2 separate regions of the Homo sapiens genome follow, and region 2 is linked to region 1. Evidence: chromatin contacts called from ENCODE Hi-C or POLR2A ChIA-PET data. All regions are on one chromosome and are shown on one strand. The core of a region is the stretch at or near the end of the contact, and the rest is flanking DNA. Distances in the headings are between cores, read along the strand shown.

Region 1 (5,264 bases), core at 540-3,039:
GATAGGGGCTTGCTTGTTCTTCTACCAGTCAGCCCAGAGAGGGGAAGTGTGCAATATTCTTCTCCCTAGATGGTCATCCGTTCTATGCAGAAGGTAAACTGGCTCCAGGAAATAACAACTTTATTTGCAATCAAGCCCATGAGGCCTCCTGGAATGGCTTCTCCTTCCTGATTTGCTAAAGTAAGTTGGATCACATGGGGCCGAGAATGAGGCCCACCCAATGAACAAACTCCATTTGAGTCCTGTAGGTGAGTGGCAGTGTCCCCTTGGTGGCTCAGGAGTTAGACCCAGTGACTACTCCCAGCCTGTGGAGAGACGAAGGGGAGAACTCTTTGTTTACACAATGGGGTGGGATTCTCTATCTGCCTGCAGAAATGAGGTGGTGGGGCTCTGAGTTAGGTGACAGTAATGCCAGTTCTGATGCTTTTGAAGCTCTCATCAACTCTCCCCAAGTTGAGAAGGTTCCATCTGTCTCCAGCAGGGCAGTGTGACAGGAAGAGCATGAAACTCAGAATCATAAGATCTAGGTTTGGTCTTGTGTTTATTAGCTGTGGGTCTTGAGGTGAATTTCATGATCTGGATGGGGAGCCCGTGATGCATAGGATCTGCTCTGGAAAACGAGTTGAATTCAATAGTTATGCTCATCTTCTTTGGCTCCTGTCGAGAGTTTGGTGGGGGCTGATAAAGGAAGGTCCCCTTCTGCTTTTGTTTTTCCTCGGTCTCATGCCATCTGATACTAAGTTTTCTTACTCTTATCCTCCTTTTCTTGACTTTCCACAGAAGATTTTGTCACTGAGTTTAATAAACTTTAAAAACACAGCAGTCAGAAAAGTTCCTCTCTTTTTCCCATCTTCAGAGTCCTATTTGCCTGCTGCCGAGGTCGGGGGCAAGCTTCAATAAGCCCAATCAACACAGCCTGCCTCTCGGCTTCCCTGCTTCTGCGTCACACTGAGAGGCTGGAGGGAAGGATAAGCCTGTTTCCAGGGATGATCACCAGCACCCTGAAAAGTCTTACAAAATCAATCAGAGAGCAATTTACAGAAAAATTCCCTGCCTTCGGGTGCCTTCCTTTGAGAAGGGCTTCAGGGATGGATGGCCAAGGTCAACTCCAGGGGCCATGGCGTCTTCTCACATCCCTCTGGGCTACATTTGCTGGTTTTAATGACACAAAGGATGGGTCCCCTTTTCTCCAGGCCCATGTAGACGTGGAAGGGGCCCGCTGGTCACCTTCTGCCTAGATCACAGCAGCTCCCCACAGCTAATCCAACCTGATTCCTTTTATTGCTAGAGGTGACGTCAGGGGTGGAAAGGTTCGGCTGTGTCCCAAGATCCCAGAGGGTGTGTGCACGCATGTGTGTATGTGTGTGTGTGTTTGCGTGTACATATGTATGTGTGAGAAGAGGGGAGACGCAACTGCAGCTCTGGCCAGGTAGGAAAACCAGCATTGAGGAACTGACCACCACAAATTGGGGGGATCCCATCTCATTTTTGGATCAAATTGCACTTCTGTAGCTCACACAAGAAAAACTGCTTCCATGCCTTGGAGGGGAAAGAAAATGAGGAAAGTCCACTTTTTCTCCTTGCAGGCCCAGAAGGCCTGAGAACGTGGTTTAAATTATTCTAGTCACAGGCAGGCTATTCAAATAAAATAGAATTTCAAACCACACGGGGCTTGTTGAGACATTCAGGCTGCTGGGGTGTGTGAAAGGCAGGGGGCTGGGGTGGTGTCAGCCGCCACTCTGCCGTGCTCTTTATTACCAGCGGCTGCAATGCCAGACACATCCGCGGGTGTCTCAAAGCCGAGGCGGATTCGAGCAGGTCTGACAGCAAGTGAGCACATGAAAGCCACTGCAAGCCTTCCCTCCCCGGTGGCAACTTTAATTATTTGAACTGGAGCTCAGAAAAATAAAAATAAAAATAACATCAGAATATATTGTAAGTGGCTCCCCAGTTTCCTGCAGAGAAGAGCTTGTGGCGGAGAGGAGGAACACAAAAAGAAAACCAAAACCACAGCGTTCTTTCTTGTTTGTGGCTGGGCGAGGCAGAGGTCTTTAAATATTCATGCCCCGTGTGTAACTGTGCAGAGAGATAGGAGGCAGCCGTGGTAGTCAGCAAGAGCAGGCTGCAGGAGCCTGGAGGGAGGAGGTGGGAGTGGGGCAGGCTTCTGGAATGCCCTGGAAGTTAGATTGGCACAAAGGCACACTGTGGCTATGCCTCCATCATGGGGGGCTCCTGACCTGGTTTCATATGCTCTCCCACCCGCTTCTCTTCTCCCCCGCCTCCATCATTTCTCATCCCTTTTCTGACTCATCTTTCTAAAAGACAAGTGACATCACGCTATTTGGGGCCACAGACAGGAGGAAAACTCTCTGCATGGGCTCAGAATGAATTTCAGTCACAATTGGCAAGCACACCTACGGCCAATAGCTCTGAAGTTTCAGTGCACCTCCAAATCACCAAGGATAGGGTTTAAAAATGCAGAGCCCTGGGCCCCACTCTTCGCGATGTCATTCAGTAGGTCCAGGGTGGGGCATTTGTTACATTTTCCAGGTGAATGTGACTGGTGAAACACAGAACTACTGGTTAACTCACTTTCTAGACTTTGCAGGAAATTCTTGAAGATGACACCAGTTCTTCTCTGGGAATCCACTGATGATTGTGGTGTCTTGAGATAGTGTACGATGACTTTAACTTCCCGGAGACCAGGACTGAGCTGGGTTTGAAGAAGGTCCTTCGTGGTAGGCATCAGCCTCAGGGCTCAGCTGGACCAGTCGCCAGTCCCTGTAGGCCTGATGCTCATCAGAGTCCTGTCCCCAAAACTCTGCCTAGTGTCCATCTTTCTGCACTCGGGCCCCATAGGCAACAGAGGCCCCTGTAGGGTTGGTGGGGTTTGAAAGCCCTGAGTGAACCTCACATAGTCCCCCAGAGAAATGCAATATCCATTTTTTTCTGCCACTGGGGTTTAGCCCGCCCGGGAGGAGGAAATCAACTTCCTGCATTCTGCATTTAGGATTCACATAAAATAAATGGTAGGGCTTACAAATCTAGAAATGCATATTTCTATTTTGGTTATTTATTTTCCTGATAAAAACATTTCTCCCAACATTGGGAATTCAAAGACCCATCAGCATTAGACAAATGGTCTGAAAACCTGAATGTGAAATCATATGAATATATATAAATATAAATAATGTGAGTGTGGAATGGACTTATTCCCTTCCTTTCATTATGCCTGCTGAGCCAAGTTCTGGAAAAGGGCAGGGAATAGCAGAAACAGCCCAGAGCAAATTAGACTGCAGGAAAAATAAAACAGGCCAGTAAAACGAAACACCTGTTTAAGCTATTGATCAACTCAAAGGTTATTAGAGAAATGATGAAGTATTAGAATAATATCATTTGTACCTTGACATTTCTTTTTCTGAAATTTGGCTCATATTAAACCCAGCGAAGAGTAAATTTAAAGACCAAATGCTCTTAAGGATCCTCCCGTCCTCTCCGGTGGGCCAACCATCTGTCTTCATTTATATGTTCTCTCAAAAAGCCTTCCTTTCTAGGTACCTGCTCTCAGACACCTGAGAAATATCAGCAATGACTGTGTAATTCCACCATCTGCATGAGATAGCATGGTTTCTCAAACACAATTTAATTTAATGAATCTATTTATTTGTGCTCAGAATTCTTCCAAAAAGGATTTAAGGTGGTTCACAGAGATACATAAAATCTAGTAGGATAGCATAGCCTAGAAGAGGGTGAGAAGGAAGTGGCGAATGTCGAGTTATAAAATCAAACCAGGAGTAAGCTGCTACAAATTGCATATCACAAAGTCCCATTTGCTTGCCAAGTGGAGCCTTGGTTTTAATTTAACCACTCCTCGGATTAAAAAATCATTTCTACATCTTTTCCATTCTTATTTGTTTTCTGTCTGTGAGTTTTTATTTTATGAGAAACTCGAGGGGCTTGATTCTGCCTGCATCCCTTAGCAGGGGCAATCCTGTTGTCTGTCCCTCTGCTGGCCACAGAACCACCACCCTGGGATTTCTATTAGCCACAGAAGGAGAAGTGAATCTGGTCAGTTTCACAATGTCTACAACTTGACAGGAAACAAATTGCTCAGAGGGTGCATAGCTATTCCTGAAACTGAGCCAGACAGGAATTTCTCCTGTGAGTGTCCAGAACGAGATGACTGGCCAAACCCAAACTACGTGTAGGTTTTCTACTACACGCAAGATGTTGATGCAGGTGCAGTGAGGGAGTACAAAGAAGCACAAGACATGGCCTGCTCTCTTGGAGCTTACAGTCTGATTTCTGGCTCAAGTTCTCTTCCTCTTCCCCCAGTGTCCTTCTGAATGTTGATACAGTGTGCCAGGCACCCTGTGGGCTAAATACTGCAGTGCTTACTTTGTGCCCAATGCTCTTCCAAGCCCTTTGGACATTATCTATTTAATCCTCACTCTTCAGGATAGGCACTATAAATGTGTTCACTTTCCCAGTGAGGAAACTGAAGCCCCAAGAGGTTAATTAACTGCCCAAACAAACTATACAATCAATCAGTGGTGGAACCCGACTTGGACTCAGAAATTTGATTCTAGAGTCCATGAGCTTAATCACTGTACCATGCTGGGGTCTTAAGTACATTTCTTGGCCCCTAAAGAATATGACTGTATGCTAAGGAACAGGGCGCCAGTCCCTCCACCCACACCAATGAGATAACAGCATCAGGAACCATTTGAGAGAGTAGTTTTGGAGGTACCTCACTGAATGCCATTGATGTCTTAGTGAAATTTATGTAAATCAAATTTTTGAGGATGTATAGTATTTACAATGTATTACAAGAGCTCAATGTTTTTAAAAAGGATTCTGTAGAAAGTCTTTTGCAATCCTTGTCACTCTCCCTTGTTATGCCATGGAAAATCTCTTCTGGGTTTGATTAAATCATGGTTCTACTGCAAGTAGTTCAGTGCAGCTGGGTATGGCTGTTTAAGGCATGATTCTCTGTAGATAGGGCTTTACCATGTTGATGGACATGCTCTGCCTCGAAGATGGCAGAGGTGGCCCTCTTGTTCTCTCCCCAGGAGAACGACCAGCCCAGCCAGCTAGGCTACTTTCTTAATCTGGGTTCCGGAAGTGACAAGAGGTGGGAGGAGAAATTAGAGAACTAGAGAAACAAGGAGACTTGCCTCACATGGAGAGCTCTTGATCGGTGCAGGAAACGTAGCACTGGTCACTGTAGCACTTTCAGAAGCGGGGACATCAGTGGTACTGAG
Region 2 (5,236 bases), core at 257-2,756, 210 kb after region 1:
CATGAATAGCTGGGATTACAGGCATGTACCACCATGCCTGGCTAACTAAAAATATATTTTTTTTGTAGAGGTTGGGGGTCTCGCTATGTTGCCCAGGCTGGTCTTGAACTCCTGGCCCCAAGTGATCCTCCCGCCTTGGTCTCCCAAAGTGCTGGGATTACAGGTGTGAGCCATTGTGCCGGGTCTGAGCCTGCAGTTTGACCTTCATCACGTCACATTACATCACATCACCCGCCTGGGCTTCATGTTCCCCATCAGGAAACCAACATGGAAAGGGGAGGAGGTTAGACTCCCGTATCTTCCGGGTCTAGGGGTTGAGGTCCTGCAGAAAGGCAAGGCTTTGTGCTGAGAATTTCAATTCACCACCACCCTCTGGACTGAGGCTTATTTGTGCTTTAAAATGCCCTGACAGCTTATCTTGGCTCAAGCCTGAGTTTCCTCAACGACTTCCGGTTTAAAATATCTTTTCAAGTATTAGTAATCCAAATGATTGGCAACTTCTATCCCCTTGAGGCCCAATTCTTCCCTCCACACACTGTGTAGTTCTGGTCATACATAATAAAGTCCCCAGATACCCGCTGCTGTGGGAAAAAGTCATGTGCTTCGAAAGGAAACAAGACACGAGGTGGCCTTCTGGGTAGGAGCCCTGGAGAGTGTCTCCTATAGCCCTACACGCCACCCACCATCAAGCTTGCGTTCTTGCATCCGGGAGAGGACCAATTTTACACAGACAATTGCTGCTGGATTGATCTTCTGAGACACATCAGAATGGCAGTGTGGTGCAGTGGGTGGCTCCCTAGCCGGCTGCTTCTGCTGGATCTGCCACTAGCGATCTTAGCTCAGCCTCTTAATAATACGAGCCTCAATTTTAAAACATTCACATAAGCATGTGCTGTTGCTATTCTGCTTGTGTCTTCCTTACTGGACTAGATGTTCCTTGAAAGCTGTGACCTTGTTGTCTTTGGCTGTGTCATCTTTGGCACCTGCCACACAAGAGGCACTCAATCCATGATGGTGAGATGAATGTTTGAACCCAAAAGGACCTAGCACTTATTAGTGCCAATGATAGCCAGGCACTGTGCGAGCCATTTTCCATATGCCATTTCACAGCTCACCATTTTACATAAGTATTATCCTATTCATTCAGTTCATGGGGACTTTATGGCCACTAATTTCTAGCTAAGATGTCCTATGCCTATGTGACTCTGTGATCAGCCGGGCCTAGGCTGTTTGGTAGCCCCTATTTCTCTGCTTCCTTGCTTCTCTGGTCATTCTGGCCATGCAGATGAGCAGGCTGGGCACTCATCTGTCTGTCCCCTGCGAGACTCCAGCCAAAGCCCGGCAGCCTTGGCCAACGTGGCCACTCATGCTCTGTGATTCATTAGACCTCATATACTCTGCTGCTTTCCAGGCAACCAGGAAGGCAGCAGCTGCTGTGCTTCTCCAACTGCCTTTCCCCTGCCTTCTGCCTCCGGGTGCTTCCAACCAGTCTGCTGCTCCTGCCCCACCCGTGCACGACAGCCGGCACCACCTGCTCACGACACAGTGGTTTCCGGGGAACTTGGTGGCGTCTGACTTGTCATTCCTCAGCCCACTCCTCTGAGTCAGGCTCTCCCCAGCCGACTTTATTATTACAACTTCCTCCCTCGTTACTACAAACACGGAATGTTGTTTTCCAAATAGTGGTCCCCAAACCACCGTCTCCTGTTATGAGAGGAAGCCAGCCCCATTCGTAATCATCACATTCAACATCACCAGGATATCACTGTGTCCCCCTCGCTGCTCTGAGCACTATGCTAGTGAGGTCATCTCTGACATTAAACAGAGCAAGCTTTCGGCAAGGCAAACTGCTGAGTACTGCAAATCCAAAGATTCTTGAGACTAGCAGCGACCCCATAATCAGAGAGCAGGCAAATCTCCATCCTTTGTGATCCCAAACTCTGAACAGTGCAAAGCTGGGCAAGTTTTGATTTGCTGGGCAAATGCCCTGTTCCTTGCAGCTGGCCAAGGCACCCACAAGAGTAGCTCTGCGCTGCAGTGGATGGTCCATTGATTGTCCTTTCTGCTGCCACCTTCTACCCTCACCACACAGATCTCATGGGAGGTGAGGAGGCTGGTCCAGGCATCTTTAAATCTGGAATCACTCCAGCTCATCACTAAACTCTGCCCCAGACAAAGCCATCAAGTCACTGAATTTGCCTCAGCTCAGTCCCAATTCCTCTCTCCTGCTCAACTCACACCCTCCAGAGGACAGAGCAGCTCCTCTGGTGATGGAGGCATTGCCTTGGGAAGAGGATAAGTTGGGTGGCCAGGTGGACGTTGAGGCAGGTGACCATGGCATCATGTGGAGGGAAGGCTGCCCCTGAAGGCACTGACATGGCAAGTCCCAGGGCTCATTTGTCTTGAAGGATCAAATAATCAAAATAATCGCTCTTTTTTTTTTTTTTTTTTTTTTGCAAGATTCTTTCATATTTCCCTTTCTCTTTCCCAACTCCACCCTTTCTCCCTAAGAGGCTTCAGGTCTCCTGGAAAGAGTCCAGTTTGGACCACATCACTTCCTATTTCCTCTCTCTGCCTCAGTTTTCTCCTCTTTTAAATGAGAATTGACTTCCTATATGAGCATAGAAAGGTAAAGAGGGAAAAACTATTTGCAAGGCCCTATGGCCAGTCATACCCGAGGAGTTATTTTCCTGACTATGCTACACAGGGAAACAGGCCAGGCCACACAAGAAGTGCTGAAACCCCTCTGGCACCTTTTCTCACACTCATGGGTATTCTCAGACTCCAACTCCACCTCTCCCAGCCACATCAGTGAATCCTCCCACCCGCCACCAGCACCACAATGGACTGATGCCTGAGGGCTCAGAAGCCTCAAGCAGCACTCCCTGGTCTCTGCCAGTCCTGGTAGGGAAGGAAGGAATGTTGAGAGTGATAAGTCAGAATATGCAGCTCTCAGAATATGAGGCTGGGCAAATACCTATAGGATGGCACATAGCCCTGCCCTCAGATAAGAAGTCTTCCCATCCAGGCTTCTTACTGGAAAGAGAAGCCGTGCTGGAGGGAGGCTTGGTGCCAGAAGATAGCTGGTCCCAAACAAGGGGCAGCCCAGACACCTGCTATGCCACACTGATATCTGGTGAATAGAGCAAGAGTCCTTGGTAGCTGGGACCTTCTCAGCCAGCCCAGAGAGGCATTTCAGAGGCAAGAAGATGGATATGAGTTTAGGAATGGGGAGAGCATTCTTTTTGATGTCAAGATTTCATTCCTGATGAGACTGCAGCAGCTTGTAGTCCTTCTAAGTGCAACTAAATACAGATGGGTTAATGGCTGGGAGTGGGGAGAAGACTTTCAAGAAATTACGAAGGAGGCCATTCAGCCTTATTGCCAAAGCAACAGGCAGGATCTCTCCCCTGCACACCATGGGGATGGACAATGGGTAACAGTTATCGTTCAGGTGGGACCCTTCTGAAAAGGTATTCTCTTAGAAGGAAGCCAAGTCTAAGCATAGCTAGACAGTTGGGCTTTTTCTCCTGTAAACAAGTCACAAAGAAGGATCCTTGTTGCTAAAGTAATCAGATCTGGGGTCCCTCAACGCTGAGGTCATAGGATGGTATTTATACTTATGGAATGGAAAAACAAAAGCCAGGCACAGAAGTGCCCTAGTTTAAGTTTGCTTTCCAATGTCACTACCGCAGAGGCCTGATGGATCACTGAGTAAGCAAGTATCTCCAGAAAGCTTAGAGGATTCCACTGTCATATGTCTTGGTGGTTGTAGCACAAAGCTCTGTTCCAATCTCTACTGAATTACATTGGCGTAGTATCCATGACTAATCCTGCTCTGGGGTACCAAACTCCCATAGAACCCGCTTGGATGGCCAAAGTACTTTGTCCTTTCCCTTCCTGCCCAACTTCTGCTGGTAAAACCCAGTTTCTACCATATTAAATTACTTTCATTCTGGCCTTTTAACATTTCTTTGACTGTTTTCTTCTTGGCTGTATCTGAACTTTGGGAAATGAACATCTTTAACACCCACTCATGAAATCCCCACTCTGGCAGCTGGTCCTCTGGCTTCTGGAAGGGCCACTAGCCAGGGAAGTCAGAGGGACCCACAAATCAGTACCCAAGACACTACCTAAGGGATATTAGTAGTAATTGCTCAACCTGGACCTACCGATTAAAGGACAATCATGAGTTTGTAAGTAGATGTCACAGACTCTGGAAATGTGTAACCAAAAGCCAAATCACCTGGTATAAAATCAATTTTGGACATGGAGAAGTACTTACCCATGCTTCCCTGGAGTGGGCATCAGGAGGATCTCTCTTGCAGCCTCGTTGTGGGGCAGCAGCTGGGCAATGTACCTTCCAGAGGGCTGCAGGTGCCTGTGCACCGAGACGGCCAGTGTGCAGTGCTCACTGCTGCTCCTCATCCACGGACTCAGGATGGTGTGCTTGGAGTCAGCTGAGGTGTTGAGAAGGAGAAAGGAGCCTGGAAAGAGACAGGGAAAACGAATCTGCAGATGTGTTCAGGTAAGACCAGCAGTAGCTCTGTGGCAAGACTTAGAGACAAATGGCATCAAAATCAGAGATACTGGAGGCCATTATCTCCTTCTCTGCATGCACCCAGCCTTCTTCCTCCATTCTTAGATTTTCTTTGTAAATAGTATAGCCTGATGCAGGTGGACAGTGGCTGGAGACATAGGCCTTATAATCAGGCAGACCAAGGTTCGAACCTTAGCTCCCCTACTTCCTACTTCTGTGTCCTAGAGCCTTCGATTTTTCATCTGCAAAACAGGAATAAAAACATCTATTTCAAAAGACTCTTGTTCCTTCCCTTACTAGTTGAATGATCTTTGGAAAAGCATTAACTTTCTTAGGTTTCAGTTTCCTCCCTTGTAAAATGGGGTGAGAGGGTTGGCTGAACTCAATAATCTCTTAATGTTCATTTCAGCTCTTGAGCCTATGAGTCATGTGAACTTGCAACTGGTCTCCACAGAAAAAGCCCTACAAATCTCCCCTGTTGTTGTGCCCATGGCAGAGTTTCCCTCTGGAGCAAGCCAATCTTGATTCCAGTAGCACAGGCCAAATGACCTGCGAGAAACCTACATTCATGGGGATTACTGTCAGTGTAAAAGCACACCACCATTATATTGTTCCAGGCATTCCTTCTGATACATTAATTTTACTTGCTCACTTCTGCTTTGAAGTTTTGGGCCATTAGATGCTGCTCCTTTTGCA

What was found. A loop is a pair of places that touch in the nucleus more often than their neighbours do. ChIA-PET counts read pairs that join two places held with the same protein, here RNA polymerase II (POLR2A). Pooled maps may share reads with other maps.
Region 2: a pooled map shows a loop between it and region 1 (6-fold over the local background). The contact joins two enhancer-like sites. A Hi-C loop is called at or near these places in 1 of 37 single-sample maps with no recorded cell type and 5 of 50 pooled maps. POLR2A ChIA-PET finds 5 or more read pairs at or near these places in 1 of 52 experiments (SK-N-SH).

Annotation. Positions count from the first base shown.
Region 1 is chr2:29,313,127-29,318,390 of GRCh38, forward strand. ALK (ALK receptor tyrosine kinase) reads right to left here. Exons shown (of 29, transcript NM_004304.5): 8 at 5,178-5,264. Among named protein-coding and RNA genes, the nearest start is that of CLIP4, 200 kb to the left of the region's middle. Within about 2 kb of position 1,790, at least 6 of the 41 ENCODE cell types and tissues checked have a DNase peak (open chromatin) inside an H3K27ac peak, as active enhancers do.
Region 2 is chr2:29,527,630-29,532,865 of GRCh38, forward strand. It overlaps ALK (ALK receptor tyrosine kinase), which reads right to left. Exons shown (of 29, transcript NM_004304.5): 4 at 4,286-4,487. Among named protein-coding and RNA genes, the nearest start is that of ALK, 390 kb to the right of the region's middle. Within about 2 kb of position 1,507, at least 2 of the 41 ENCODE cell types and tissues checked have a DNase peak (open chromatin) inside an H3K27ac peak, as active enhancers do.